Regions from separate parts of the Homo sapiens genome. Here regions 2, 3, 4, 5 and 6 are each linked to region 1. The links are chromatin loops, found by intact Hi-C in ENCODE. Cell type or tissue: heart right ventricle. All regions are shown on one strand.

Region 1 (5,000 bases):
GTGTATGGAGGTGTCTGGCATTTGACGGGTTTAGGCAGCGGTGGTTATCCTTGCAGACCCCTTACCCTCTGGCACCTCAGTCCTGACAGCTGAGGAAGGTGACCTGAAGCTAGATTGGCCCCCGGAAATTAAAGGCTAAGGTGGGCCAGGAGGCAGAAGTCCTGCTTCAATTCAGAATCCTCTGGAGGGTTTGTGCAGCTCATCATGACTCCTATGTCCCTCACCCACAGATGCGGACGCTAGCAGTCATGTTAGCACCACAAGTGTGGGCCACTGCCAGCACACACACGCTAAACTGATTGGATCATAATGGGCATCTAATTCAAGCTGAGCCAATCAGATATCCTTATCTGCCCACACTGTGCCCTTGCACACACAAACACACAGCTGATTGGGCCAGGATGAGCGTCTAACTCAAGCTGAGCCTATCAGATTCCCTGACCACTGTATTTAAATTCAGCCACCCCTCCACCTGCCCACACCCCTGTCCCCTTCCCTAATCAATTTCTCCTCCTAGCATTATTCTATTCTATTCTATATTCTATTCCATTTCTGTTCTATTATTATACTATATTATACCCTATAATCCACTTTATTATCTGTCTCCTCCGCTAGCGTGTAGGCCCCATGAAGGCTGGGGTTTTTGTCTGTTTTGTTCACTGCTGGGTCCCCAGTGCTTCCCACAGTGCCGGGTACAGAGAAGGTGCTCAGTAAAAATTTGTTAAGTGAATAAATTCTCTCTTCCAGGAGGTGGAATTGCAGCTAACATTTACAGAGAACCTACAATGTGTTAATGTTTTCTAAGCACTTTAAATATGTACTAACTTGTTATGATCTCCATGACCTTGGTTTTACAAAAATAGATCTATAAACATCTTATTTGAGTCTCACTACCTCTGTGGAGGAGTTATCATTTCCCTAACTTCAGAGATGAGACAACAGAGGCTCAGAAGGGTTCATGGTCTTGCTCAAGATCACGCAGCAACTAAGTGGCAAAGCTCAAACTAGAATTTACAACTTCACCTCCTACCTCCTCAAGTCCCCATTTCTTTCCAGACACAGGATACCCCTCCTCTGCCTAGAAGATGCTATTCCTGCCCTCAGAGGCTTTACTTTCCCTGGGAAGGTGAGCTAGAGGAAGAGACAGCTCCAAAGGCCCAAGCAGAGGCTGAACTGACCGAGGAAAGGGAATTGACACAGCTTGTTTCCTGTCCTCAAAGTTACTGTGAAATCCTCATGAATGACTGACAGCAAAATGGGAGGCAGCTGCCGCAAGGGGAATTCCAGAGCATGCTGAAGCGGGGTACAAACATTCCAATTCATGCTGGACTAGAAGTATTTTCGCCATCATGGCTGCCTTCTTCAGATTACCTTCTGCTCTATTTCCCAATTTCAGTGTGGCTCACGGAGCTGAGAACAATACTGTAGTTCCAGCCTGTGGTCTGACCAGTACAAAAGGAAGGGGGAAGAGTTCCTCTTTCTTCTTGCCTAAGTCTTTTTGCCTTATAAAAGAATCTCTGACTCTCTAGCTGACTGATACCTGAAGTTCTACTATTAGGGATTCATTCCTTTCGTGCTCCACCTTGCTGCTCTCAAAATAAAATAAAAATACCCCTAAAGAGAGTGTAGTGGGAGATAATATTGGTCACTGTGGACTCATTCTGAATAAGCTTTGAGAATATTCCTGAAGGCAGGTCTGAGGGAAAAGAGCATGAGGGCACTGGTGGAAAGGCTGGAGGGAGAAAGAGGGAATAAGGTAGTTGGGATCAGGGCAAACTCTTACTCCAACCCTGCCTGGTGAGGTCATGGAGCACTGCTGAGTTTGATGTTCTTCGCGTGTGCTCCACGGAGAAGCCACTGCCCACGAGCCTTTCTCTGGCGGTCAGGGCCCCTACTCTTCCACCCCACCGCCAGTGCAAGTCCAGTTTGGGGAGGGCACTTGCTTGAGGTCACCCAGTGAGTAAGAGGGTGATGGCTGTGCCAGGCCACACCCAGGTTTGCAGACACCCAGGCCAGTGCCCCATCCCACCTGTCAGTTCTGGAGACCTTGCTCACAGGAAGGGGCAGCAGGGTCACCTGAAGACCCAGGGCACACAATCACCTGGGGCATTCGCTGGCTTCAGTCCCGAGTTACAGACACTGGCGGGCATTCTGATGGCCTCGTCTGTCTTCCGGGCACATGTGTGCAGAGAATATATACTACCCACCGTCCCGAAGCCCCCAGCAGGGAGCTCTCAGACCCCAAAGGGTTGCTTCTTCTCTGGAAAGCCTCGCCTAGCCAGAGGGCAGCATCGTGGCCAAGCAGGAAAGCTGTGCTACCAGCATTCCACCAGCAGAGGGCGGTGGCTGCGCTACTCTCAGCCACATCCAAGCTCTTAGACTCTGTGGGAGGGAACTGAGCCGACCAGGACCCGAGACACACACGCAGCCTCTCTCCCGCTCCCAGTCAACCCCAGCTCACAACTGTGCCCATCACTTAGAAAATTCTTCATAATGAGATGAAAATCCGCCTCCTTCTAACTTTTGCCATAAGCTCCTACTGCTGCTTCTGGGTCCACCGAAAAAGTCAACCCTTCTTTTATTTGTCAGCTCTTGGGAGCTGGAGTCCCTTTCCTAGTTAGTCACCCACGGTGCTGTGGGTCTTAGCGGGACACTGTCCTTTTTTTTTTTTTTTTTTTTTTTAGACGGAGTCTCGCTCTGTTGCCCAGGCTGGAGTGCAGTGGCGCCATCTCGGCTCACTGCAAACTCTGTCTCCCCCGTTCAGGTGATTCTCCTGCCTCAGCCTCCTGAGTAGCTGGGATTACAGGCGCATGCCACCACGCCTGGCTAATTTTTGTATTTTTAGTAGAAACGGGGTTTCACTATGTTGGCCAGCTGGTCTCGAACTCCTGACCTTAAGTGATTCGCCTGCCTTGGCCTCCTAAAGTGCTGGGATTACAGGCATGTGCCACGGAGCCCGGCCAAGACACTTTCCTTTTTTAAGAAAATTTTATTTTATTGAGACAGTGTCTCACTCTGTGTGCCCAGGCCAGAGTACAGTGGCATGATCATAGTTTACTGCAGCCTCGACTGTCCAGTCTCAAGCAATTCTCCTACCTCAGCCTCCCAAGTAGCCGGACTCAGGCATGCTTGGCTAATTTTTTATTTTTTTCATTTGAGAGACAGGGTTGCCCAGGCTGGTTTGGAACTCCTGGGCTCAAGCAATCCTCCCACCTCAGCCTTCCAAAATGCTGGTATCATAGACGTGAGCCATTGTGCCCGACCTCCTCTTTCTTTCTCATCTTTAAGAGATTGATGGATCCCAATCAATTCTGAGGCTCCTTCCAACTCTGACATTCCAAATGACACCCCTTTCAGTTACTGCTGAAGGGCAGAAGAGGGCAGACTCTGCACTTCCACCACCCACCTACCGGCTTAGGTTTCCAGCACTCACAGTGGCCCCCATTCACCACCCCTGTAAGCTACAACTTGTTTGTAGACCCTTTCCCTGGGGGTGTGGGTTCTCCTGCCTGCTATGTCCTCACATCCACCTGCACCTGATCTCATCTTCAACCCATACCCCACACCCTGGTACCCCCCATTAGGCGCATCTGATCCAAACTGTGATGTGAGGGGCTGCTCTAAGGTCGCCGAGCTCACATTATGTGGCTCTCACATCCCACCTGCAGTCCCTGGCCACTTGGTGGGGGTGGGGAGGGGCAGGCTCATGGGGTGGCAGGTCCCTGCCTCATAACCTAAGGGGCCTGGTTTGCTGCCTGATGTATCTCCTCCCTCTCCACCTCTCCCTAGGCCACTCCATCCCAGAACAGGATTCTTCCTGGTTCTAGAGGCACCATTTCTTCACTTCCAAAGCTGAGCCACTGTATCACTTGCAGTCTCTTTTGAGAGTCAGATGAATTCACTGTCCTCAGACATTTCTGTTTTAACTTCAAAAATGATGTGTATTATACTTGGCTCACGTCTGTAATCCCAGCACTTTGGAAGGCCGAGATAAGAGAATTGCTAGAGTCCAGGAGTTCAAGATCAGCCTGGGCAACATAGTGAGACCCCATCTGTACACACACAAAAATTAGCCAGGCATGGTGGTGCACATCTATGTCCCGGCTGTTATACAAACATTCTATGTACTTGGCTCATGCCTGTAATCCCAGCACTTTGGGAGGCTGAGGTGGGAGGATCACTTGATTCCAGGAGACTGAGGCTGCAGTGAGCTATGATTGTACCACTGCACCCCAGCCTGGGCGACAGAGTGAGATTCTGTCTCAAAAAATTTTTAAAAACCAGAAAATTATGCATACTCAAAGAAGATGACTTGAAAAACACCAAAAAAGTACACACACACACACACACACACACACCTCCCGATTACCAAGTTGCTCAGGGATAGTTGCTGTTACTTTAGATATAAATCTTCCCCATGCTGCACTCAGCGAACAAGTGGAGTGGGATCTTTTCACCCCGGTTCACTATTCCTGTGGGCCCCATCATGCTCTCAAGGGCTTCCAAAAAAGCTGGGCACAGTCAGAACTTTGGGAGCTTATGGATAGCCCCTGACTGCCCCTTAGAACACACCTTTCCCTGTTAAGCACTTTAACCCTGGGATGGTCTCCTGTAATCTCACCTCCTAGTATACATGCCTTGTGTAGTCCCCTCCCATATTGCACCAGGGTTGGTCTGTGTTACTAATAGAATGTGGCCAGGGTTACACAAGATTCCAGTTTCTGCCTGGGCTCTCTTGCTCTCACCTGGATCACCACTCAGAGGAGGCCAGCTGCCATGAGTGAGAACACTTAGCCTATGGAGAGACCAGGTGTGAGGGACTGAGGTCTCTGGCCAACAGCCTGCAAGGAAGTGAGGCCTCCTGCCAATAGCTGCAAGAATGAGCTTGGAAGTGTATATTCCCCAGTCGAGCCTTCAGATGACTGCAGCCCTGGCCGACAGCTTTAACGCAACCAAATGAGACCCTGAACCAGAACTACCCAGCCACATTTTGGGGTAAT
Region 2 (5,000 bases), 370 kb after region 1:
GAGACAGAGTCTGGCTCGGTCACCCAGCTGGAGTGCAGTGGCACGATCTCGGCTCACTGCGACCTCCGCCTCCCGGGTTCAAGTGATTCTCCTGCCTCAGCCTCCCAAGTAGTTGGGACTACAGGCGCGTGCCACCACGGCTGGCTAATTTTTTGTATTTTTTTAATAGAGACGGGGTTTCACTGTGTTAGCCAGGATGGTCTCGATCTCCTGACCTTGTGATCCGCCTGCCTTGGCCTCCCAAAGTGCTGAGATTACAGGCGTGAGCCACCATGCCCAGCCCTCTAGTCCTTCTTAAAACAAGTTATCCATTTGCAAACTGCTGATTTCTTTGTGATATCATCCCCATCAACTTTTTATAAAGCATCAGTGATTTCACTGTTCTTTCACTCAAGTTTCACCATAAATTTGATGTTTGTTTTTGCTTCAATTTTAGCAGAATTCATGTTGCTCAGATAGGGGCTCTTTTCAAACTGATGTCTTATCTTTCTTAGTGCCTCAAACTAGATCCTGTTCACATAGGTTACAACAAGTTAATACGAGTTTATTTTGGGGCAAAAAAAGTTTTGGAATCCATGCATAATTTTTCCATAATACACATTTTCCATGAACTTTATGAAGACCCCTTTTATCTGATTCAGGAAGTTCCCTGGGAGTTTTTATCATGAACAGAAGTTGGACTTCCTAAAATACTTTTTCTGCATCTGTTGCAGCGATCATAGAATTTTTTATCTTAATGTGTTTATATGGTGATAGGAAACATTTATAGATTCCCTAATGTTGAACAAAAGTTCTGTCCCTGGAATATATCCAGGCCGGTCACAATGTACAGCTTCAAGTGGAGCATCAGATATACCATCCTTCATTTGTCCTTCAGTCATCCCCTGGCAGACGCAATGCACATGTCCCCCACTCCCAACTTTCTCTTTGTCCCCTGTCCTCTGCCCCTGCCCCCAGGAGCAGAGCCCCAGTCGTTCAAGCAGTGTTGCTGCCCCCTGCTCCCCTAGCCCAGCAGCTCAGCCCTGAGACCCATCTTCTCTTTCAGAATCACAGCAACTCTGATGTCGTCTCCATCAACTGCAATATACGGCTGGTCCCCAACCAGGAAATCAATTTCCATCTACTGGGGAACCTGTGGTTGAGGTCCCTAAAAGCAGTAAGTAGAGCCCCTGGGCTGGGCTGGAAGGAAGAAGGGAAAGGGGGCGGCTGTTGGGATGTCTTCCACCTGGGGCTGCCTGGGGAGGGGACGGGAAGAAAAGCTTCCAAGCCAGCTTCTGACGAGCCCTCTGATTGCACAGCTCAAGTACAAATCCATGAAAATCATGGTCAACGCAGCCTTGCAGAGGCAGTTCCACAGCCCCTTCATCTTCCGTGAGGAGGATCCCAGCCGCCAGGTGAGCCCCTGGGAGCCCTGCAGAACTGGGCTTAGGCCGGACAGCTTGGGAAAGGGTTGGCCGTGCTCCTCTATAGAGTTTTCCTACAACCCCTGGCTGCATGTCCCAGCAGGAGAGAATCAGGCAGACCTGTGGGCTGTTAGGGCAGCCGCTGAAAAGAGGGAAAAAAGCAAGACAAAGCCTCAGGGGCAACACTAGGGAAGGTCCAGAGGTCTGGTGTGAACTGAATTTGTGAAGACCAAAGGATGGGAGATGCCTCGGTATCAGCCTCTGTTAGTTGCGTAAAAGCAGATTGTTACAGATTACACTGGCTTCATCCAGGGTCCAGGAAAGGAGTGAGACTCTGTGAGACCCAACGAGAAGTGAGGTCTTAAAGAAAAGCCCATTCCTGGAAGAAGTGGCAAAGGAAGAAAAAAGAAAAGAAATAAATTTGTAAAAGAAAGCAAGCAAGCAAAGCCCAGTCCTGTGGAAATAGACAGGGCAGCCGGGCGTGGGACGCTGCTGCCCTCCACTGGCCACACCCCAGAAATGCCAGCTTGGGCTCCAGGCAAACATTCCTATTACAGAGGCGGAGTAAGCTCCCAACACCACCCCAGGGAGATGCTGGAGAGCAAAGAGGCGGGGTCAGGAAGCATCCCTTATAAAACAATCCAACAAAAACCAATCACAGCCAGGGCAGGGGGATGCCAGGCAGAGGGGTATCAGGATCCACCTAAGGAGCTTTTTTGTTTGTTCATTCATTTGGCATTTGTTGGGTGTGTCTCCTACGGCTTGGGCCCCAAAGGGGAAACAGAGATAAATTAGGCAGACAGGGAAACAGTGACAATAAATGGGTGAGTGCAGTCTGGGGGTGAGCACAGGCCCGGAGGGGAGCGATTCCGAGCGAGGGACATCCCCGGAAAGCTTTCTGGAGACTGTTTGAACCGAATCTTGAAAGATGCTGCAATGTTCCCAGCATCCAAGAGAGGGAGGTGTGGTACAGGCACCCCCGCTCCCCCACACATACCCTGCTCACACACACAGAGAGAGAGAGAGAGAACCCTTCTTCTCACATTGATGCTTGTCTTTTAGGTGACTTTTCCTTCTTCCACCCCCACTCAACCCCCCAAAAAATTCCTCTATACTCTCTGGATGCCTCACTCCCTTTTTTTTTTTTTTGAGACGGAGTCTTGCTCTGTCACCCAGGCTAGAGTGCGTTGGCAGGATCTCGGCTCACTGCCAGCTCCACCTCCCAGGTTCATGCCATTCTCCTGCCTCAGCCTCCCGGGTAGCAGGTATTACAGGCGCCCGCCACTACGCCTGGCTAATTTTTTTTTTTTTTTTTTAGTAGAGACAGGGTTTCACTGTGTTAGCCAGGATGGTCTCGATCTCCTGACCTCATGATCTGCCCGCCTCGGCTTCCCAAAGTGCTGGGATTACAGGCATGAGCCACCGTGCCCGGCCATGCCTCATTTCTCTTTTAGAAATCCAGCAACCCCAAAATTAAGCCCCTGTATGCTGGGCTGTGTGCTAGGTGCTGGCGCTGGGGAGGCAGAGCCAGGTGCCCGCCTTGAGGGACAGAAAGAGCACACATAAGGGCCCTGCCATTTGCTGGCCCCCAGCTGTGTGCTGAACATGGTGACAGACCTCTCAACACTGTGAGGCACTGTCCCCACCCCCATCTCTCAGGTATGCACACCGAGGCATGTGAGATGAGGCAGGAGGGACAGTGACTTGCCTCAAGTTGAACAGTGAGTCAGTGGCCAAAGGAGGGCTCTGTCTGCTGTTGCAGGTGGTCCATTCACTCCACATGGCTCTGTCTGCTGTTGCAGGTGGTCCATTCACTCCACGTGTTAGCTGAGCTCCTGCTACATTCCCGGCACGGCTCCAGGTTCTGAGGATAGAGCAGGGACAAAACAGACAAAGCCCCCACTCTCCTACAGCTGACATTCCAGGCAGGCAATAAACATAAATATAAACGTTATCAACTGGTGATAAGGGCTACCCAGAAAAAGGCACACATCTAAGGGTGGAGTGCCAGGGGGTGCTGTTTTATACAGGGGAGTTGGGAAAAGCCTCTCCAATAAAGTGACATCAGACAGAGACCATGAGGAAGACAGGAGTGTCTCGTGGCTGCGTGAGGGAAACCCTTGCAGGCAGAGGGAATAGCAATGCCTACAGCAGGCACGCCATGGCATGCATGCTGGAGGCCAGGTGGCTGAAAGCTGGAGTAAAGCAAGAGGGAGCAGGAGGTGAGGTCAGCAAGACAGGTGGGACCCGAGAGGGGAGGGCCTTGCAGGCCAGGGCCAGGACTGCACTTTTTACTTTGAGCTTGAGCAGAGCAGAGCAGAGCATAAGCCTGCCTTCCTCGTTAGAAGGATCCCTCTAGTTGCTATGCTAAGAACAAACTGCAGAGGGGAGGCAGTCGGGCAGCGCTGTAGTCTCCAGAGGAGATGTGAGGGCACTCAGGCCCAGGAGGTGGGAGTGGTGGCCACATTCCAGGTGTTTCCAAGGTAGAATGGACAGACTTTGCTGCTGGGCTCCGTGTGGGTGTGAGAGTTAGGGTCAGTGATGGATACATGGCTTCTGGCCTGAGCAGCGCGGAGGGATAGTGCTGCCATTTGCTTAGGTGAGAAAGAGCTGGAAAGAGCAGGCTTCGGGGGCTGGGGTGTTAAGAGCTTGGTTAGGGGCCTGTTACAGTTGCCAGGCAGGCCAGGAGACAGTCGGTGTGAGCCTGGAATTCAGCGGAGAATCCAGGCGGACGACAGAAATGTGAGAGCAGTCGGCGTGTAGACGGTGATAGCCACAGGACTGAGGGAGCTGGCCTGGGCTTACTTTCTGACCTTCACGCCCTGGCCACTTTTGCCTTTGGGACACCTTCCTCCATAGGAAAAAAGTATTTAAAATTATGGTTTATAACCATGTTGATACAAAGATTAAAAAATGTTATCCAAGCTGGATTCTATTCCATTTTTTCCTCTAATTTTAAAAGAAATGTAAACATTTTCATGGGCTCCTAAAAGTGTTATGGGCCTTGGCACCATGACTACTGTGACTCGTGGGAAAGTCAGCCCTGAGTTCACCCAGGAAGTGACTCTAGAAAAAGAAGAGGTGCAAGGACTGAACCGTGGGAGACACTGACCTTTAGAAGTGCGGGAGGCGATGCGGAGGCAGCAAAGGGAGAAGGAGTAGCCCATGTGGTGGGAGGAGGATCCAGGGAGTGGCGGGGGCCTGAGGCCAAAGGCAGCAAGTGTCTCAAGGAGGCAGGATCACTTGGGCCACTGAACCCAGTGTCGGCTGTTCAGGCAGTGGTCGTCCTGAGGCCTTGGCTGGCCTGTCCACCCATCCCTCTGGTATCCCCCTGAGGAAGAGGATGCAGCTCCCCCACCAGGTGCCAGCTGTCTCCACCCTCCTGCCCCTCCCAGACTGCCACCCCAGCCCCAGAAGAGTAATGCTGTTGGCCCGGCCCCCCTCCCCTTGCAGATCGTGTTTGAGATCTCCAAGCAAGAGGACTGGCAGGTCCCCATCTGGATCATTGTAGGCAGCACCCTGGGGGGCCTCCTACTGCTGGCCCTGCTGGTCCTGGCACTGTGGAAGGTGAGGGCCCTGGCAGGGGAGGGAAGGAGC
Region 3 (5,000 bases), 96 kb after region 1:
TAGCCAGAGCTGAGGAAGCCCCTGCACCCTCAAGTTCATCTTCTCACAATGCTCCCAAGTCCCAGAACCAGGGCCAATGGCAAAGTTTGGAGTTGGGCCCAAGAATCCGCACAAACATTCAGTCTTGGGGCAGACCTCAGGAGGGCAAGGGTAGGCCCTGGCTTACCAGAAGGAGCCAAAACCACCCCACCTCCATCACTTGCACCCCAACCCTCCATCTGGCCCCACTGCTCTGACCCTCCATCTGACCCCACTCTGGGCTGCCGGTCCCACTTTGGCCTCCAGCTCCCCAATTCTGGGACCCAGCTGGGCAGCTGGAAAGGGTGGAGTCTGGCCCTTGAATGGACGGCCAAGCCCGAGGCCACCGCCAGACTGTGAGCTCAGTACCCAGACAGATCTCTCTGAAGAGTGTGGGTTCACACCCTTGATGTTATTGGTTCTTTAACAGCCTGTCACAACCCAGGACCCATATTATCACCCTCACAGCACACAAGAAGAAACTGAGGCCCAAAGTGGACCCCTCCCCGACCAAGGTCATCCAGGGGATCTGGGATAGAGCTGGGATTGAACTCAGGTCTCCCTGGTCCCTTGACCCTGGCACTTTCCACTGCCCCATCATCTTTCCTCTTAACTCTTTCCTCCCTACAACTAGGAAGCCCCTGAAGTCTCTCCAATAAACGTGGGCCCCTATGACAAGGCCCAACAATCATCCTCCAATATGGGGGCTGCCAAGATGCCCACCTTTGCTTCCCCTGTCACATTCCCTCCCCACATCTTCAAGCCAACCACCTGGACCTGCCCTGTCTCTGGTAGCGGCTCCCGGGACTGGGCAGCGCCTTCTGCACAGAGTGGCTTTGGAGTGGAGCCAGCGCTCCCGGCATGGGCGGCAGAGGCTGGCAGGTGGGGTGGGGTTTCCCCTCCGCTGGCCTCCTCGGGGCGGCAGGCCCATCCCCACACCCACTGCTCAGCACCAGCCCCTGCCAGCGACGCTTCCCGCCGCGCACTCCCTGGAGGGACACCGCTAGCCGCCCAGCCCAGCTCTCCAGGGGTTAAAAATGCAGCATCCCAAACAAGGGTTAAAAATGCAGTCCCGGGGTTGGGCCGGGCGCGGAGGGATGTTGGCCAAACCGCCGGGGCTGCCAGAGCGGCATCCTCCCCCTGGCCTCCGCAGTCCTTGGGGGCCGGAGTGACTCGAGCGGATCCGGCAGCAAGAGAGGCGCGCGCCGCACCTTCCCGGCACCGGCGCCCCCTCCCCACACCCACACCCCCGCGCCCCCCGCAGCCTAGCCCGGGGGATGCAGGCGCCGGCGGGTCCCGGGCGCGGCGGGCGAGCGGCGCTTACCTTTGTGACAGTCATGCAGAAACTCCGCGGCGGAGCGGGGGCGCGGGCGCGGCGTGCGGGGGCGGCGGCGGCGGCCCGGGGCGGCGGCGGAAGGGGGTCCGGCAGCTCCCGGCTCGCTCCCCGCGCCCCGCCGGCGGCTCGGCCGAGCCTGGGGGCTGCGCTCCGGGCGGGCAGCGCGCAGGGACCGCTCGTCGGCGCTCGCCCGCCGCTCGTCGCTGATGTCAGCCCCGAATGTGCATTTATAATAGATGAGCCTCCTTCGCCGCAGGAAGGCGAGGCAGGAAGAAAGGGAGAGAGGGAGAGGGCCCGGGCTGGGGGGCGGGGGGAGGAAGAGGGGCCGGGAACTCGCTACAAAGGAGGAGGCGGAGGGAGGAGGAGGAGGAAGCGCAGCCCGCCAGCGGCCGTGCCCCGAGCCTCCCGCTCGATCGCCGGCCGCCGGGCACCGCTGCTCCCGGAGTCCGGACGGGCGCCCGGGTCCGCGGCCTTAACCCCTTCGGGCCTGCGGACGCCACGCGGCTGGGCGAGGCTGGCTCCCGGCACCTGCCGGCTGGGAGAACGGGCGGCGCCCCGGGCTCTCGGGTGTCCCGCTGGCCCGGGGACGCTGGTGAAGTCACAGGCTGGACGGCCGAGGCGCTGCGCGGGCAAAGAAGGCGGTCGGGTTCGCCCCCTGGAGGCTCGCAAAGTCGGCCCGTGGGCCGTGAGTGTGGCGCGGCGGGCTGGGAGGGGCGTGGCAGCCGCAAGCCCGGGAGCCCTGCCCGCACCCCCACCTCGCGCTGGCCCGGGGCACAGGGTGGCCAGACGGATTTGTGTAAGCACTCTTTCGAATCTAATTCCCGCCGCGATGACTTGCCCGAAGGCCGCCTTAGTGAGTTTTGCAGAGGAGGAAACTGACGATCAGAGTGGGACGGACGTGGGAAGTGACTTAGACCACAGCACAGGACCTGCCTGCCCGAGCCGTTCCTCCCGCTCTTTCCACTCGGCCGCTAGCTCCCTAAGGAACCTCTTGTTATAGAAGCTGCCCTGCCCTAGGACTGTCTACACTACCACTGAGTGCCGCTCTACTGGTGGAGTGATAACACAGGTGCGTCCTGTGTGTTGATCCAATCCTGACTCGGGGCACAGTGTGTCCTGGAGCTGCTGCGGAGATTTGAGGGACAGTCACCTGAAGGTGACCTCGCAAGTCTTGAGAAAGGAGTCTCCCTCCCAAGCACCTGAGCAGAACCGGTTTCCGCAGATACAGAACCGCGGAGAGGGTGGAGGGGAGGAGTTAGCAGAGGTGGAAGCAGAGGGGTTCTCCAAGCAGGACAGCCTGGCAAGCCCGGAAGTGCTGGCTTCCTGCTCCACGGTAATTACCGGTGCAATTCACCTGGACAGCGAAGGCAACGTCATATATGAGCACCTGCTCTGTGGAAAGTGCTGGGGGAACAGAGAGGAGATGGGATGCCTGCCTTCCGGGAGACCAGTGTCTAGATTGGAGCAATAATAATAGAGTAACCAGCCTCCAGGAAGTGCTTTGTGGGTCATTGTGCAATTTTTTTTTTTTTTTTTTTTTTGAGACCGGAGTAGTCTCACTCTGTCGCCCAGGCTGGAGTGCAGTGGCGCGATCTCGGCTCACTGCAACCTCCGCCTCCTGGATTCAAGCGATTCTTCTGCCTCAGCCCCCCGAGGATCTGGGACTACAGGAACGCGCTACCACGCCCGGCTAATTTTTTATTTTTATTAGAGACGGGGTTTCACCGTATTGGCCAGGCTGGTCTCGAACTCCTGACCTCGTGATCCACCCGCCTCGGCCTCCCAAAGTGCTGGGATTACAGACATGAGCAACCGCCCCCGGCCCTGCCATTTTTAACCACATTTTCTTGGGAGTCCTAAATGCAACAGTGTGAGGAAAGAATTACCGTCCCCATTTTGCTGATGAGTAAACGGATTTAGAGAAGGGAAGGGAATTGCCCAAGAGCACACAGTGACAGAGCGAGGACTTGAATGAAAGTCTTCTTAAATCAAGCTCAGCATTGTGCTTTGAATCCGTGAACTGCAGGGTCCATTCCTACTTGCTGCCTTATTTGAGTTTCACAGGTGTCTTAGGACATAGGTAGGCAGCTATTCGTTCCCCAGGGGAGTTCCAGGGACTTACTAAATCTCTTGGGTAGCAGATGTGCTGCAGACCTCAGGCGTCTCCTCTGTGCAAAACCCTTCCTAAGGCATCTTCCCACGTTGCTTGCCTGCCAGGAATGCTCTCTTATTCTTCTGCACTAACTCAAACGCATCCCACCTCTCACGGCACCACCTCCTTGCCACCTCTCCTGACAACTCCAGCCCAATGGCTCTCCCTGTTGCATTTAGTTCTGAGGGTCTGGTCTCATTTTCATGAGCCTCTGAGCACAGAGGCATGCCTTCTCTCACTGTGTACCCCTGGGCACATAGTAGGAGCTTAGCAAATATTTAATGCCACCAAGAACAAATCAAGCAAAATATACCTTTAACCTGCAGCAGAGGAAATTTAAATTAGGCCCATGAAAGCATTTCCCACCAGCGAGCTGTCCAGCATTGGAAGAGTCAGATTCCCTGTCTCAGCTGTCTTGGGCAGGTCAGCCTCTAGCCAGAAGGATGGAGCTCAAGACCTTTCCAGGGCCCTTCCAGCCCTAGGACCCCATCGGAAACCTTTAAAGGGCAACTCAAGGACACCAGTCACCCTGCACCCATGGCTGTGACTTGTCTGTCCACTTTTATATCTTACAGAGATTTCAAATCCCAGATTGTCATCCTGAGCTCCCAGCATGCCTCTTGGCACCTTTCCCGCCATCCGCCGTTGTTGTGGGCTCTGAGAATGAGACAAGTACTTAATAGCAGCTTGAGCCAAATGTAATTAGGAACATCAATCTGCTGCCCCCAACCCATGTGATGTTCTCCAAAGGCAGAAGGAAAATGTTTCTGATCCCTCCTGTGCTGCTGGCTCACCTCTTCTGTCACATCTCCCCAGGCAGAAGGGAGGTCTAGAAAAGCAAGGGCAAACTCAGACAATGCCACATCCCCTTGTGCCCAGTCACGGCCTCTGCATGTAGGAGATACTGAGAAATACATGCATTTTCTTTCTTTCTTTCTTTTTTTTTTTTTTTTTTTTTTTTGCGACGTAGTCTCACTCTGTCACCCAGGCTGAAGTGCAATGGCGTGGTCTTGGCTCACTGCAACTTCTGCCTCTCGGGTTCAAGCGATTCTCCCACCTCCACCTCCTGAGTAGCTGGGACTACAGGTGCCCGCCACCCCACCTGACTAATTTTTGTATTTTTAGTAGAGATGGGGTTTCACTATGTTGGCCAGGCTGGTCTCGAACTCCTGACCTTGTGACCTGCCCGCCTCGGCCTCCCAAAGTGTTGGGATTACAGGTGTGAGCCACCACACCCAGCCAATACATGCATTTTATATGTGCGATTGTTAACACCACAACACTACTCATCCTGGGTCTCCAGTAACATAGCCCATCTTAGTTTGGGTTTCCTCCAAAGCAAAGCCTGAGAGAGGTGTTGGATGCAGGTGATTTAATTGGAAGGTGATCACAGGAGTGGAAGATTGGGGCAGTGGAGGTGGGGAGTAGTGCGGTTGAGAAGGAGCAAAGGTGAATACACCAGTATAAAGGTGTATTCTCACTGGGCGCGTTGGC
Region 4 (5,000 bases), 110 kb after region 1:
CAGGGCCTTTACTCTTTCCTTCAAGGCTTTCCCACCTGCACCCCATAGTCAACCCAGTGCTCAGCACCCAAAGACCCCTCTGTGTAGTCCTGGGGACTCACCAGCCCACTTCTTCCAGACTGGACTGCCCTGACAGACGCCATGGAGGCATGGGAAGGGGTGGCTGGAGGACAACATCATTAAGGCCTTTCTCCTCAGTCCCTGGGCCCCAGTACCCACTGGGTAGGAGCTTGTCCCAGTTGGCCTGCCTTTAGGGTAGAGAAGGGACAAGGCCAGTGGGGGGACAGGGCACTTACAGCCCTCCCCCTACTCATCCACATTCATACGCATGTGTACACACTCACAACACACACTCACGGTCATGCTCACAGGCACCCCTTTACTACTCATTGACATTCCCATGCACAACTACGCACACAGGCTCACCAAGCACACTAGCAGGATAACCATGGCCTCATACTCTCAGACCCACGGAAACATGCTCCGCTCACACAGGCACATGGCCCTGCACATATTTGCATACTTGTCTACACTCTTTCAGTCCTGTACACGATAACAGACAGAGCACAGTCACAACAAATCCTGTACACTCTGCCCACCCTCTCTCAGGCTCTGGGTGTGTGCGTGTTTCTCTGCATGTTTTCCTACTGTTTGTATCTGCATCTCTGTCCATCTTCCACCCTCCCACCCAGCTGTCTGCCTCCCTCCCTGCAGCAAGATTGAGGGAGGAGGGGCAGGCCTGGTTTCCTTGACAACCGGGGACCCTCTACCTGTCCCGCTGGGCCCCAGTTAGCTGGAAGGGGAAGGCGCTGGGAGGCAGTGTTGGCTTGTCCAGGTGCTTGCTCTGAGTGGGGCTGGGGGTGAGGGCAGGGGAGAGTCGGGGAGGGAGGGATGGGTGACCATCTGGACCGGGGAGAGTGAGCTGCAGGCACTGCCCAAACGCTCCAAAATGGCAGATGGGCATCACCGTGCCTGGGAGGAGCTGGGAGGGGGGCCGCCCAGCGTGGCATATGCAGGAGCTCTTCCACTGTCCCAGCCCAGCCCTCTCCCAGCCCCTCCCCCTTATCTCCCGAGCACCCTCAGGCCTGACAGATTCTGGAAAAAAACCCTCTTCAAGCTCCCTTTCCTGGGACCCAACCAGTATTGAGAGGCAAAGTTGTGCTGGGAGCCTGGGGGACGCGGGGTGGAGGGAACATAAATCCCTCAACAACCACCAGAGCTCTATGCTCTCTGTGTGCCATTCCTTTGGGGGAAATATGGCCCCTCCTAAATTCCCATTTTGGATCCTATCCCTGGAGGCGCTAGGGAAAATTACCCGGGCTGTGCCATGGGAAACCCAGAAGAGTGGTGCTAATTTGCACAAGTCCCCACAAGATCGTGAGGAGAGCTGCGGTTCTGCTTCCTCTGGTCCCCTCGGGTTGTGCAGGCTTTTCCCTCGTACAGAATCCACTAGTAAGATCACTGGCTTATGCCTAGCACCCTGCCCTCAAGGTCCTGAAAGCTGGCCCTGAAAGGCAGGAGTCTAGGGAGCACAGCTGGAGAGCGGCCCTGACCAGCAAGGAGCAGAGAGGAGGAAGATGGGTTGTATGTGGAGGACAGTGCTTAGAGAGACAGGAGGCTGCACACTGCCGGCTGCTGGTGTTTCCCTTCAAGAAAGAACCTGCAGGCTGGGCGCGGTGGCTCAGGCCTGTCATCCTAACACTTTGGGAAACGGAGGCAGGAAGATCACTTGAGGCCAGGAGTTCAGGACCAGCCTGGGCAATATATTGAGACCCCGTTTCTACAAAAAAAATTGTCTTTAATTAGCTGGGCATGGTGGCATGCACCTGTAGTCCCAGCTACTCCAGACACTGGGGTGGGAGGATCGCTTGAGCCCAGGAGTTTGAGGCTGCAGTGAGCCATGATTGCACCACTGCACTCCAGCCTGGGTGACAGAGCGAGAACCTGTCTCAGAAGAAAAAAAAAAATAAAGAAAGAAAGAAAAAGAAAAAAAAGAACGAAAAAGAAAAAAGAAAGAGAAAGAAAGGAAGAAAACAATGAATGAACTTGCAGACCAGCTGTAGGGAGCACAGTTAGCAGCCTCCAGCACCTCCTGTCTTTCACATTCAATATCCGGATCTTCCCAGGCAGCCCCCAGCCAATGCCTGAGCACTGCACGGGTGCAAGTGCCCGGCCACGTCATCCCATTGCGGGACTCTTCAAATCGGCAGTCTCCACCGGGATCTCCCTGCTGGGCTGGCAGAGACTTGGTCAGATCTGCATTGCCGTCTGAGGCTCTCCCCGCCAGTCGTCCTTACACAGGTTTAAATCCCCAACAAACTTCTTGCACTCCTAACGCCATCTCAGCGTCTGCTTACCAGAGGACCCCAACCGGCACACATGCCAAGAGCCACACGCCTTGTGCTCTCCGTGCGCGCGCGTTTGCGGGAGACCTGCTGGTCCTGGAGCGCCGCAGCTCCGAGGAAGGATGCGGGCCGCGCCCCCTGGTGGGCACGCCGTGGAGCTGCACGTGGAGCGGTCTCGGGCGCCGCAGCCTCACCGACAGTCCCCCTGGGAGAACCCCAGAGAGCACTGCACCAACCGGAAAACCGGAAACGGAGGCCCAGACAGGGAAAGGGTTAGGGAAAGAAAAAGTCTGGGGGCCTCTTACCATCAGCACGCTTGTTCCGTCTGCTCCCCGTCTGGTCCCTGCAGCTCTTCCAGCGGGCCGGCTTGGCACGGTCAACTTCGCCCTCCCCGCTACCCCCTCACCACCCCGCTGACGCTCCCTTCTCCGTTCCCAGACTCAAGACTGGGGCAGGGATTCTGCTTGTATGAGTGCTCCAAACCATTCAGACGCAAGGGGTCTTCTGACCGCACTTTAAGAACGATTGACCAGAACTTCTAAAATGGATGTCTCGGAGGCTTTTAATTCTCCGGGAATGAGAGAGTCCCAAACTCTCTGAAGGCTGTCTCTCTTCCTGCCAGTGGACGGGGGAATTAACCGGCTGATTATTTTTTCTTATGCAAATGCTCTTTGCAAAACAAAGCCCAGGGTAATTTCTACATCAGATTTTTAATGAAATGCGCTGCCGCTTTGAAGTAGCACTGACGCCACTGAGTCAGGTCTGCTCCCTGCCCCCGTGGGGTGCCGGCCGCTCTCCTGGCAACGCCCAGCCACACTTCGCGCATTTCTAGGTATTTACCCCTCCCAAGCAGGAAGAACGGCGCCTAGCGCGTGGTAGGATCTCCGAACATATTTACTGACTAAAACTGAAGATGGTAAAGTAGGGAAAGACAGACACGCTCATTCCTGCGTGGCCGGCGTGGGTCACCTCTTCACCCACTATCGCATTTTATTTCTCACAACACCTCCCCGCGGTGTGTACTAAGACCTGGAGATGAAGGAACTGAGGCCAGAGAGGGGAAGTAACTTGGCCAATGTTACCCAGCCAGTCAAGGCAGGGCTTTGGCTTGCCCTGAGATCCACCTGGCTCCTTGCACCTCTCCTGCAGCCTCCACAAAGGCCTAGAAAGGAGGTGGGTGACCCCGTGTCCACACTCCCCTATTATATCGCAGACCACATCTGTCTGGAGTCAAGGGGGAGAGAGGCCAGTGCGGTGGCTCATGCTTGTAATCCCAGCACTTTGAGAGACTGGGGTGAGAGACTTGCTTGAGCCCAGGAATTTGAAACCAGCCCGAGCAACAACGTAAGATCTCATTTCTACAAAAAATAATAAGTTACCTGGGGGAATGGTGACGCATGCCTGTGGTCCCAGCTGCTCAGGAGGCTGAGGCAGGAAGGAGGATTTCTTAATCATGGGAGGTCACTGAGGCTGCAGTGAGCTGTGATTGTGCCACTGCACTCCAGCCTGGTTAACAAAGCGAGACCCTGTCTTAAAAAAAAAATGGTGAGGGGGAAGGGAGTTTTTGCTCTCCTCTCCAACCCCACCTTCCCAGCCATTCAGGGTTCCAGCAGGACCCCTGGGCCTGCCAGGCAGGGGCAGCAGCAGACAGCTTCCGGAGAAGCTGGGCTTGGATGTAGAGATGTTTGATGCCTTGGGGGCTCACCAGCCCCGCTGTGTAGTCCTGCAGCGGGTCAGAACACCAACCTCACCTGTCAACTTCTTATCTGCCCTCCGCCAGGCTGGCCCAGCTCACTGACTCAGCCCTACTGAAGCCTCTCTGCCCGCACCCACCCTCCCTGCCATTCCACTGCCAGGCTGCCCTGCCTGCCATTGGGTTAAGGGATCCCCTAACTGTGCCCCAAAGGCCTATCACAGTGCCCAGTGCCCTTCATTTACCTTAAGGTGTGTGTTGTGGCCTTCCGAAGTCTAACTGGACAGACGTAATATATTACCTGGGAGGTGTGGACTATGACCAGGACCTCATGCTGTGTAATGCTGGCAACTCTCATGCCTGTCATTTGCTGCACCCCCTCTTCCCTAACTCCTAAAGGACCATGACTAAGGCTGTGGAGTCCCAGTTAGCGTGGTGCAAACTGATGTCAGGCTGCCTGGGTTTACGTCCTGGCATTGCCACCTTGCAGCTCTGTGACCTTGGGCATTTACTTAACCTCTCTGTGCTTCAAAGGGATAATGAATGGAATGGTTACATATAAAGTGCTTAGCACAGTGTCTGGCCTGTAGTGAGGCCTCACTGCTGCTCTGGTTAGGATGCTGCCCTTCCCTTTGTGAAGCTGGGTATACCCAAGGCATACTTAGGTTTCCATCCCTGCACTGCCATTTTCCAGATGTATGACCTTGGATAGACTGGCCCCTGAACCTCAGCTCTGCCATGACCTTGGATAGACTGGCCGCTGAACCTTGACCTTGTTATGACTTTGGATAGATTGACCCCTTAACCTCAGCCTTGTTATGACCTTGAATACATTGGCCACTGAACCTCAGCTCTGCTATGACCTTGAATAGATTGGCACCAGAACCTCAGCTCTGCTATGACCTTGAATAGATTGGCACCAGAACCTCAGCTCTGCTATGACCTTGGATAGATTGGCCCCT
Region 5 (5,000 bases), 81 kb before region 1:
TATTGCTCTGTATTGGTACAAAGAGAGCTTTTCCTTTTTTTTTTTTTTTTTAAAAAAAATGGCTATATAGTAATCCATTGTGTGGATGAGCCATAAATTATTTAACCAGTATCCTGTTAGTTTCCAGTCTGTTGCTGTTACAAACAATACCACAACGAATAACTTTGTAGACATGTCATTTTGCAAGTCTGCTGGTGTATCTGCAAGATAAATTCCCAGAATTGTCACTGCTGGGTCAAAGAGTATACATCTTTGAAATTTTGGCAGGTACACTAAGCTCAAGTTTTAACTTGCAAGGCCACTTCAAACTAAAGAAATCATGGATCAAGAATGTTTGGGCCAGGCACGGTGGCTCACACCTGTAATCCCAGCACTTTGGGAGGCCGAGGCAGACGGCAACCAGAGGTCAGGAGTTCAAGACCAGCCTGACCAACATGATGAAACCCCATCTCTACTAAAAATACAAAATTAGCCAGGCATGGTGGTGCGCCACCTGTAGTCCCAGCTACCTGGGAGGCTGAGGCTGGAGAATCACTTGAACCTGGGAGGCAGAGGTTGCAGTGAGCAGAGATCGCACCACTGCACTCCAGCCCAGGTTACAGAGAGAGACTCCATCTCAAAAAGAAAAAAAAAAAACAACAAAAAAAAGGATGTTTGAAAAGGATGGGCCTGATGAGAAGAATCCCACCCAAAGAACTCCATTGCTTCTGGGGAAGAGAGACTGTTCTCAAGAAAGGAGGAGAATCACTGAAAAATGAAGGATTGATCTTTGGAGAAAGTCGTTTGAAATCATATAAAGGGAATTTTCAAGGAATCAGTTTCCTACCAGGAAAACTGAGAAGAGAGAGGATAAAGCTTCATCTTCCAATAAAGAATTTCTGTGCTGCTGAAGTTGTCAGCAGGAAGTGTCTATTTCAGTACACCTGACCCTCTAAGGACAAAGTTGTTGCACCTTCTAGTTTCAAACTCTGGATAAAGTTTCTATCTGAGGAATCCTAATTTTCCAAGCTTCTTTTCCTTTTTATCATCCTTTCCCTAATTTCTGAGGTATTCAGCCTGCCTTCCTCCTTCACCTTAGCATATTATTGCTCCCATTCTTTTGCTGAGTTTTCTGGAGTATGAGCCATTTGGAAATCTTTCTTAGGAAAAAGATTCTTGGTTCTGCCTTCTTTCTCGTTTATCTTAAAATGTGATGTTTGTTGTGTCTTGGGGACCCTGTTTTATCATCCTATTACTCACCTTCCCATTTATTACTTTTCCCAGATGTCTTACTGGTGTCTGGGAGGGGTTTCCTGAGCTGATATGGTTCCTGAGCCTAACTCAATTTGTCCAGAAGCCAAAGGAATCTGCAGTCTCTGGCCATCGTTGGAGTCCCTAAGTTTTAAGCTATATCCAGGGCTTTACAGCAAAAAGTGATTGAATTTATCATCTTCTTTCAGCCCTTTTCTGGCAGTGCTCATCCTTGCTGGTAGATATTTACTACTGGTGCTTGGTGGTTGTGCTTCTTTTCCTTTTTCCTCTCCTTTTCTTTATTTTCCTAAACCAAAACACTGTATTTTTATTTTTGTAGAGACAGGGTCTTGCTATGGTGCCCAGGGTAGTCTCAAACTCCTGGCCTCAAGCAATCCTCCTGCCTTGACCTCCCAAAATGCTGAGATTACAGGTATGAGCCACTGCACCTGGCCAACATTGTCTTGATTTTCTTCTGCTTTATAGAACTATTCTAAACATTTATTCTTTTAAAAAAAATTTCTGCTTTCTTTTAATATAAATATTTTTCTTTTTTGAGATGGGATCTCACCATGTTGCCCAGGCTGGTCTTGAACTGGCTGAGCTCAAGCAATCTGCTGGCCTCGGTCTCCCAATGTGCTGGGATTACAGGTGTGAGCCACCCACGTGGCCGAAAACATCTATTCTTTTCAGCTGCTCTTCTCTCACAATGAAAGAGGGGCAAACATGGATCTTGGAAGAAGCCTGTATTCTGGTTTTGTGTCATCTCAAGAAGATACTTGTAGTTGGGGCGTCTCATTGGGCACTCCTCAGGGCTTGCCACCTCCCCAGCGGGTGGGACATCCTGCCCTGTCTTCTTTCTCCTTTCTCCTTTCTCCACAGCCCTGGCATACTGCTGCAAAGCTCCGCAACGCCTTTGCTCAGGAAGCTCCCCGTGCAGGTTCTCATCAAGGATGTCTGCCTCCCCTGCTACAAACAGGAACGAAAACACTACTTCCTGGATTGCGTCTTTACATAAATATGTAATTTCCCAGTAACATCACTTCCTGGAGTCCAGCTTCTCATCGGTCTCGGGAACCTACAGTTTCCCTACTCAGTTTTGTCCTTGTCACCAACAGGTTATTTGGAAGTCATCTTGTGGCTTTAGTCCCTGATTATTGCTTCCTCTGTTGTTTCACCTCTGATAGCCTCTTGATGGGGCCACGAGAATGAATCATTAAGACTACTGCAGCCGGGCGCGGTGGCTCACTCCTGTAATCCCAGCACTTTGGGAGGCTGAGGCGGGTGGATCATTTGAGGTCAGGAGTTTGAGACCAGCCTGGCCAACATGGTGAAACCCGTCTCTACTAAAAATACAAAAATTAGCCGGGCGTAGTGGTGGGCCCTTGTAATCCCAGCTACTCAGGAGGCTGAGGCAGGAGAATCTCTTGAACCTGGGAGGTGGAGGTTGCAGTGAGCCAAGATTGCACCACTGCACTCCAGCCTGGGCAACAGAGCAAGACTCCGTCTCAAAAAAAAAAAAAACAAAAAAAGAGGAAAAAACCCCAAAACTACCGCAAAGCAGCTTTTTACCCCAACAAAATGTTTTCAGCTTAGTCCTGTTGAAGGGCAATCAGCCTTCCATCCTGTTCTTTAGTGATATATCATCTCTCTCTTTCTCTCTCCTGCTTCCCCAAGCCTATATTTAGAAAATGCATAAAACACAGATTAGAGAATACCTGTGCATCTACCAGCCAGCTTAAGAAATAAAGCCTGACCAATACAATTGAAGCCTCTTTATAATTCACAATCACAATCACTCACACTTTCCTCCCAGATAACACTATTCTTATGGTTCATGCATTTTTTTCTTATTTAATTTTAATAGTGTATGTTATAGATAACTTTTATTTATTATTTTTATTTTCTTATATTTATTTATTTATTTTTTTATTTTTAATTTTTTTGAGATGGAGTCTCGCTCTGTTCCCCAGGCTGGAGTGCAGTGGCGCAATCTCTGCTCACTGCAAGCTCTGCCTCCCGGGTTCATGCCATTCTCCTGCCTCAGCTTCCCGAGTAGCTGGGACTACAGGCGCCCGCCACCACGCCTGGCTAATTTTTTGTATTTTTAGTAGAGATGGGATTTCACTGTGTTAGCCAAGATGGTCTCGATCTTATGACCTCGTGATCTGCCTGCCTCGGCCTCCCAAAGTGCTGGCATTACAGGTGTGAGCCACCATGCCCGGCCAGATAACTCATATATTATTTATAAAGAATAAGTAGCACAGTGAACTATAACCCAGGTCAACATTTAGAGCATTACCAAGAACTATTTCCCTTTGAGATCCCCTTCTGTTCCTTTCTCCTACCCCCCTCTAACTATCCTAAATATTTGAGTTTTTTCTTTGTTTTTAAAATACATAGTTCTTATATGTATGCTAAATGGTATGTTGTTTAATGTTGCTTGGTTTTGAGCTCTATAAAAATTCTATCCTGGAATTGTTTGAACCCGGGAGGCAGAGGTGGCAGTGAGCCGAGATGGCGCCACTGCACTCCAGTCTGGACGACAGAGAGAGACTCCGTCTCCAAAAAAAAAAAAAATTCTATCCTGCACTCTTTTACCCTTCAACATTATGATTCTTCCAAGAAGTTGCATGTAGCTGTACATTATTTATTTTCACTGCTGTATAATATGCTGTAATTTATCTATTCTCTGGTCGATGAACATTTAAGTTGCTTCCGTGTTTTTTAAAATTAGAAACATTGCTTCAATGAACAATCTTGTACATGCTTCCTGGTGCATATGTGCAAGAGTTTTGGCAGTTCATACAATGAGGAATGGGTCTACAATGGCAGTTCTCAAACTTTGACGCCTAGGCGCGGTGGCTCACGGCTGTAATCCCAGCACTTTGGGAGGCTGAGGCGGGTGGACCACTAGCCTGGGCGACAGAGTGAGGCTCCATCTCAAAAAAAAACAAACAAAAAAACCCCACAAAACTTTTCTGTCTATCAGAATCTCCTGGAAGGCCAATAGGGAATACAAAGAGCTCACTGAAGTGGCCCAGAACCTGGGCCTATTTCTGTTTTTAACCAATTTTCATAGGCGATTCTGAATCACACCAAAGTACAAGAACCACTGCCTAGAGTTTGGAAATGTTGGCCTTTACATGAAAACGACTAATTATTTTGTAAGTGATTGTACCAATTTATACTCCCACCAGCAGTGCATTAAAGTAACTGCTCAGTCACATTCTTTTTTTTTTTTTTTTCTTTTTTTCGAGATGCAGTTTTGCTCTTGTTGCCCAGGCTGGAGTGCAACGGCGCGATCTCAGCTCACTGCAACCTCTGCCCCAGGCTGGAGTGCAATGGCGCGATCTCGGCTCACTGCAACCTCTGCCTCTCGGGTTCAAGTGGTTCCCCTGCCTCAGCCTCCCAAGTAGCTGGGATTACAGGCGCCCACCACCACGTCTGGCTAATTTTTTGTATTTTTAGTAGAGACGGAGTTTCACCATGTTGACCATGGCTGGTCTCGAACTCCTGACCTCAGGCGATCCACCTCGGCCTCCCAAAGTGCTGGGATTACAGGCGTGAGCCAACGGGCCTGGCCAGTATTGATTCTTAATTTCTTTTTCTAATTATTTGCGGCATTTTAAAAAGTACTGGCTGGGTGTGGTGGCACACGCCTATAATCTCAGCACTTTGGGAGGCCCGAGGTGGGTGGATCACTTGAGCCCAGTGGTTCCAGACTAGCCTGGCCAACATGGTGAAACCCCATCTCTACTAAAAATACA
Region 6 (5,000 bases), 420 kb after region 1:
AAACAAGAAAGAAAAAGTAAAAAGAAACAGGTGAAATGAATTGAAGTATTTCATTTAACCAAACATATACAAAATATTGTTTCTTTTATTTTCCCAAGCCAAACTGTATCCAGCTTTATTAAAGATACTCTCCATAAACAATCATGGCATTTCAGGCAGGGCATGGGCAAACAATAGTTAACATATGCAGTGACTTTCAAACTCCCTTCTTCAAAGGACTACCAAAAATCAGAAAGCCACTATAAAACCCAAATGAAGTCCTCATCTGATGCTCTGAACAGGGAAAGTTTAGAGTGAGGTTGATAGTTCATGTTTAGCATGTTGTTTAACAATGTTTCATGAGCTGACCCTGACTTTCAGGAAGTGAAATGAAAATGGCAGAATTTATCTGAAGATCCACAATCTAGAAACAGAACCACTGCTTTTTTGAGGGGTTCCATCTCAGTGGCATCACTGGAAAGGCTAGATTGCCTGACACACCAGTAACCAATTATTGGGGGGGGTCAGGTCCAACAGGTGTCTGGGTTTAAGGGAGTTAAATCTATGCTGAAAGGTGGAAAGGGAGAAGAGGACATAGAAAGGAATTTGTTTTTCCGTCCCACGAGGCTTTTGTGCCAAGGGACCTTGTGTGTCAAAGTCAGGGAATCCCCCTTCCTGGGAGCCAAGGGCAAGTCTCCCAAAACTAGAAGGGAAAAGGGTTTTCCCCACATCAACCTAGCTTCGGAGACATTCTGTTAGTGACATATGCCCCTTTCCCAAAAAACACAGTGAAGTGTTCTGTGTGCTAACAACATAGCTTAAAAAAAAGGTAAAACAAAATTCTGCATTTTTGTAAAACTTGATAAAAAATAGCATTTCAAACTGTACAGTCACCAGAAGTACACAGTTATCAAAAATGCACACACTTCACTTGGCATCTGCAGCACCTTCAGCTTTCTGTGTCTGGTCTGTTTGGGCATCTCCATTTTCTGCAGGGTTATTCCCCTCCTTGCCAGCTTCAGCTTTTCCCTTTTCCCTTTTGGTACCTTCTCTCCCTTCTTTGCAGGGGCCTTTTTAGGTTTGGGCTCTGGCTTTGGAGGAGCAGGTTTAGCAGAAAACCTCGTGGATCTTCTCTGTGGTTTGTCCTTCATCTTGGTTTTATCTCCTTTAGCATCACCTTCAGCCTTTCTCCTGGGCACGGTGGTGGCGGCAACGGCGGCGGGACATAGGCGCTGGGAGCGTGGCTTTGATCTGTCCTGGGGTCGTTCTCACCTCTTTTTCACACTGCTCAAAATATTATCATTTCAACATGTAATCAACATTAAAATTTATTAAGAGACATTTGACCTTTTTTCATACTAAGTCTTCAAACTCCAGTGTGTATTTCATACTTACAGCACATCTTATTTCAAGTGCTCCCTTGCCACGTGTGTCTAGTGCTATGGTAGCAGACAGGGCAAGTCTAGAGAGTGAAGCTGCAAGTGGGTGGCTCACCACCATCCAACTTAAGAACGAGAACATTACCTGCTCATGCATCCACCTGTATGCTCCCTATGCCCCTTTCGTATCGTGCTCTCTCTCCTCACCAGAGATAATACTGGCTTGAATTTCATGTCGACCATTTTCTTGATTTTTAAAAAAATATGTAGTTTTGGCCGGGCGCGGTGGCTCACGCCTGTAATCCCAGCACTTTGGGAGGCCGAGACGGGCGGATCACGAGGTCAGGAGATCGAGACCATCCTGGCTAACACGGTGAAACCCCATCTCTACTAAAAATACAAAAAAAATTAGCCGGGCGCGGTGGTGGGCGCCTGTAGTCCCAGCTGCTCGGGAGGCTGAGGCAGGAGATTGGCGTGAACCCGGGAGGCGGAGCTTGCAGTGAGCCACTGCAAGCGGAGTTTGCGCCACTGCACTCCAGCCTGGGCGACAGAGCGAGACTCTGTCTCAAAAAAAAAAAAAAATGTAGTTTTATCATAGGCATAGGTATTACCAAAGAAGATATTGTTTAGTTTACTTGAGATTTATAGAAGTTAGACTTTATGCTGTTTGTGTGTCGCCACTGGTGGCATAATATCGGCGGCTAAAAAAGAAGTATCTGCCGACATTTGTGTCACTGTCACATCAATCACATCATGTGAACAAGCTATTTGGCACCAGACTTTCTGTGAGTGATTTTGATGACTATTGCATTGCTATTTTAACATTGATTGTTACTAAATTTTAAGTATTACTTTATATATTGCAATAGTGTCATCAGACATTATTAAACAGTGGTTCTAATGCTAGTGGTGAAAAACACAGCTCCAAAATGTTAGACATAAAAGTGCAAGTTAGATGTGTCAATTGCCATGAGGGACTGTCCTCCCGCTCCATGTTATTAATTTAGGAATGAATGCCTTGGGAAATATTGGAACATTCTGAGAAATAAAACTCAGCATTCAAACAGAAACACTTCTAAGTTTGCAAAAATAGTTACATAACCAGGCAGAAAGAAAGGAAAAATAAAAACAAAAAACCCGGTCACGTGGCTGCAAGATCCATGCCACAGTGATGTACGCCTGAGATGCTGTGGTTGTGCATTTAAACACTCTGAGCACATCAAGCCCTATTTTATATGTATCCGCATGGGGAAATTAGAATGCTGCTAGAAAGCTATTAGGTACATGTCCATTTACACCAGCCTTTCCCATTCAGGATTTATTTCACTAAGGTGCTAGCCTGCCATGTAGTGGCGAAAGAGGGAAACTACAGCTCTCTTAAAAACTATAGTATTTGATACATCAAAAGAACAAATGCAACATGAAATGAAGACTTAGAAACTCGCCATTCAACTTAAGAACTAGAACACTGCCTATTCATGCATCCACCTGTATTCCCCTTTCCTGTCTTGCTCTACCTCCTCACCAGAGGTAATACTAGCTTGAGTTTCAGATTGACTATATTCTTGATTTTTAAAAATATGTAGTTTTATCATAGGCATAGATATAACTAAACAAGATATTGTTTAGTTTACTTGTTTGAGCTTTATGCAAGTTTGACTTTATTTAGTTTTCCACAGTTTGCCTTTTTCATACATTATATTTGACCAGGTTGATGTGTGTAGCTATAGTACATGCACTCTGTGAATATATCACTATTTTTCCATTTTCCTATCAGTAGACATTTGGTAGACCCCAATTTTTGGTAAATAGTACTGCACTGAATATTGTTATGCTTGTGCAAGAACTTCCCTGCAATATATCCAGTTCAATTTTACAAAATATTGCCAAAGTGTTTTTCAAGATTGTACCAATTTACACAATATTGGTGGTATAAAAGAGGTTCCACTGATACATATCTTCACCAGTACTTGCTACTAAATTTGTTAATTTTTGCCAATAGAGTTGGAATAAAATGCTTATTGTGGCATTTATTTATATTTACCTGATTGTCAATGAGGTTGAGCATCTTTTCATGTTTGTTGGTAATTTATGCTTCCTTTTTTGGTAAAGTGCCTATTCATGTATTTTGCTCATCTTCCTACTGGTTTGTCTTTTTCTTATTTTAAGATTCACACAAGACCGGGTGTGGTGGCTCACGCCTGTAATCCCAGCACTTTGGGAGGGCAAGATGGGTGGATAACCTGAGGTTGGGAGTTCAAAACGAGCCAGACCAACATGGAGAAACACTATCTCTACTAAAAATACAAAATTAGCTGGGCGTGGTGGTGCCTGCCTGTACATCCCAGCTACTCGGGAGGCTGAGGCAGGAGAATCGCTTGAACCCGGAAGGCGGAGGTTGCGGTGAGCCGAGATCACGCCACTGCACTCTAGCCTGGGCGACAGACCAAGACTCCGTCTCAAAAAAAAAAAAAAAAAAAAAAAAGATTCACACATACACACACACACATACACACGCACATGCTAGATCTTTTTGTCAGTTCTACATGTCACAAATACCTTCTTCCAGTTTTGCATTTTTGCAGTTAACAACCTTGCTGGACTCTCTTATTAATTCTAATAATTTGTCTGAACATTCTTTTGAGGTTTTCTATATATGCAATTATATTACCTACAAATAATGACAGTACTGTTTTCTGTCTTACCCTTCACCTTATTGACTAGAAGGGGTGATAGCAGACATCTTTGCCTTATTCTGTTTGTTTGTTTGTTTGTTTTGAGACAGTGTCTCACTGTGTCACCCAGGCTGGAGTGCAGTGGGGCGATCTTGGTTCACTGCAACCTCCAACCCCCAGGCTCAAGCGATTCTTCTGCCTCAGCCTCCCAAGTAGCTGGGATTACAGGTGTGCACCACCATATCCAGCTAATTTTTGTATTTTCTGTAGAGAAGGGGTTTTGCCATGTTGCTCAGCCTGGTCTCGACCTCCTGAGCTCAATCCATCCACCCGCCTCTGCCTCCCAAAGTGCTGGGATTACAGGTGTGAGCCACTGCGCCTGACCTTGTCTTAGTCTGCTCTTAATGGAACAATGTTTACAGTGATCTACCATTAAGAATGATGAAGATTATAGGCTTTTTAAAAATAACCTTTAACAATAGGAAGTTTCATTTTATTTCGGCTTTACTAAGAGCTTTTGTCATAAATGGATGTTAACTTTTACTGAATGCCTTTACTATATCTATTGAGATAATTATATAACTTTTCTCCTTTAATCCATTTAATGTGATGGACTAAAGTTATGGATTTGATGTTAGAGTATAAGAATGATTTACATTCTTATACTCTTTGGATAAATCCAGCTTAGCCATCATAAATTGTCTTTATTACATAATGTTGGATTCAGTTTCTTAATATTTTGTTTATAGTATTTACATCCATGTTCATCAGAGATTCTGGTCTGTTATTTCCTTTCTCATACAGTCCTTGATTAGTTTTATATTAAGTTTATACTAACCTCATACAGAGTTAAGAAGTATGCTTCTTTTGATATTCTTTGTAAGAGTTAGTATAAAATTAGAATACAAATACAGTCCCCAACTTATGATTTTTTTACTTTATGGTGATTTGAAAGTAGTTCACATTC

Evidence for each region. A loop is a pair of places that touch in the nucleus more often than their neighbours do. Peaks named below come from ENCODE experiments on the same cell type or tissue, not always from the same donor. Only the 100,000 strongest peaks of a DNase experiment are listed, where the experiment ranks them.
Region 2: it touches region 1 in a loop (3-fold over the local background); 40 of 110 quality-filtered maps call a loop at or near these places.
Region 3: a loop joins it to region 1, with 6 times the contacts of the local background. A loop is called at or near these places in 60 of 110 quality-filtered maps.
Region 4: a loop joins it to region 1, with 8 times the contacts of the local background. A loop is called at or near these places in 103 of 110 quality-filtered maps.
Region 5: it touches region 1 in a loop (4-fold over the local background); 2 of 110 quality-filtered maps call a loop at or near these places.
Region 6: it touches region 1 in a loop (8-fold over the local background); 23 of 110 quality-filtered maps call a loop at or near these places.

What each region holds. Positions count from the first base shown.
Region 1 is chr15:68,671,518-68,676,517 of GRCh38, reverse strand. The region is part of intron 2 of CORO2B (coronin 2B); the gene reads right to left. Among named protein-coding and RNA genes, the nearest start is that of CORO2B, 95 kb to the right of the region's middle. RefSeq lists enhancers at 2,455-2,504, 2,079-2,579. In heart right ventricle, CTCF peaks have their summits at 2,316 (motif pointing right) and 3,387 (motif pointing right); a DNase peak (open chromatin) is centred at 2,327; H3K27ac peaks cover 1,513 bases.
Region 2 is chr15:68,303,742-68,308,741 of GRCh38, reverse strand. It overlaps ITGA11 (integrin subunit alpha 11), which reads left to right. Exons shown (of 30, transcript NM_001004439.2): 27 at 1,046-1,156; 28 at 1,299-1,394; 29 at 4,857-4,970. Among named protein-coding and RNA genes, the nearest start is that of FEM1B, 28 kb to the right of the region's middle. RefSeq lists a silencer at 1,860-1,949. In heart right ventricle, a CTCF peak has its summit at 1,908 (motif pointing left); a DNase peak (open chromatin) is centred at 1,931.
Region 3 is chr15:68,575,620-68,580,619 of GRCh38, reverse strand. CORO2B (coronin 2B) reads right to left here and starts at 1,627. Exons shown (of 12, transcript NM_006091.5): 1 at 1,343-1,627. The coding sequence starts at 1,357. RefSeq lists an enhancer at 572-1,439. In heart right ventricle, CTCF peaks have their summits at 1,805 and 2,019 (motif pointing left); DNase peaks (open chromatin) are centred at 371, 1,038 and 2,109; H3K4me3 peaks cover 3,037 bases; H3K27ac peaks cover 2,748 bases.
Region 4 is chr15:68,557,264-68,562,263 of GRCh38, reverse strand. It overlaps a transcript of CORO2B not described here. Among named protein-coding and RNA genes, the nearest start is that of CORO2B, 19 kb to the left of the region's middle. In heart right ventricle, CTCF peaks have their summits at 2,279 and 2,490 (motif pointing left); DNase peaks (open chromatin) are centred at 2,493 and 3,343; H3K4me3 peaks cover 1,294 bases; H3K27ac peaks cover 704 bases; H3K27me3 peaks cover 412 bases.
Region 5 is chr15:68,752,228-68,757,227 of GRCh38, reverse strand. No RefSeq gene overlaps it. Among named protein-coding and RNA genes, the nearest start is that of MIR4312, 47 kb to the left of the region's middle. In heart right ventricle, a CTCF peak has its summit at 2,415; no DNase peak of the experiment used is centred here; H3K4me3 peaks cover 616 bases; H3K27ac peaks cover 1,437 bases.
Region 6 is chr15:68,250,811-68,255,810 of GRCh38, reverse strand. It overlaps a transcript of CLN6 not described here and the pseudogene HMGN2P40. Among named protein-coding and RNA genes, the nearest start is that of CLN6, 24 kb to the right of the region's middle. In heart right ventricle, CTCF peaks have their summits at 2,512 and 2,716; no DNase peak of the experiment used is centred here.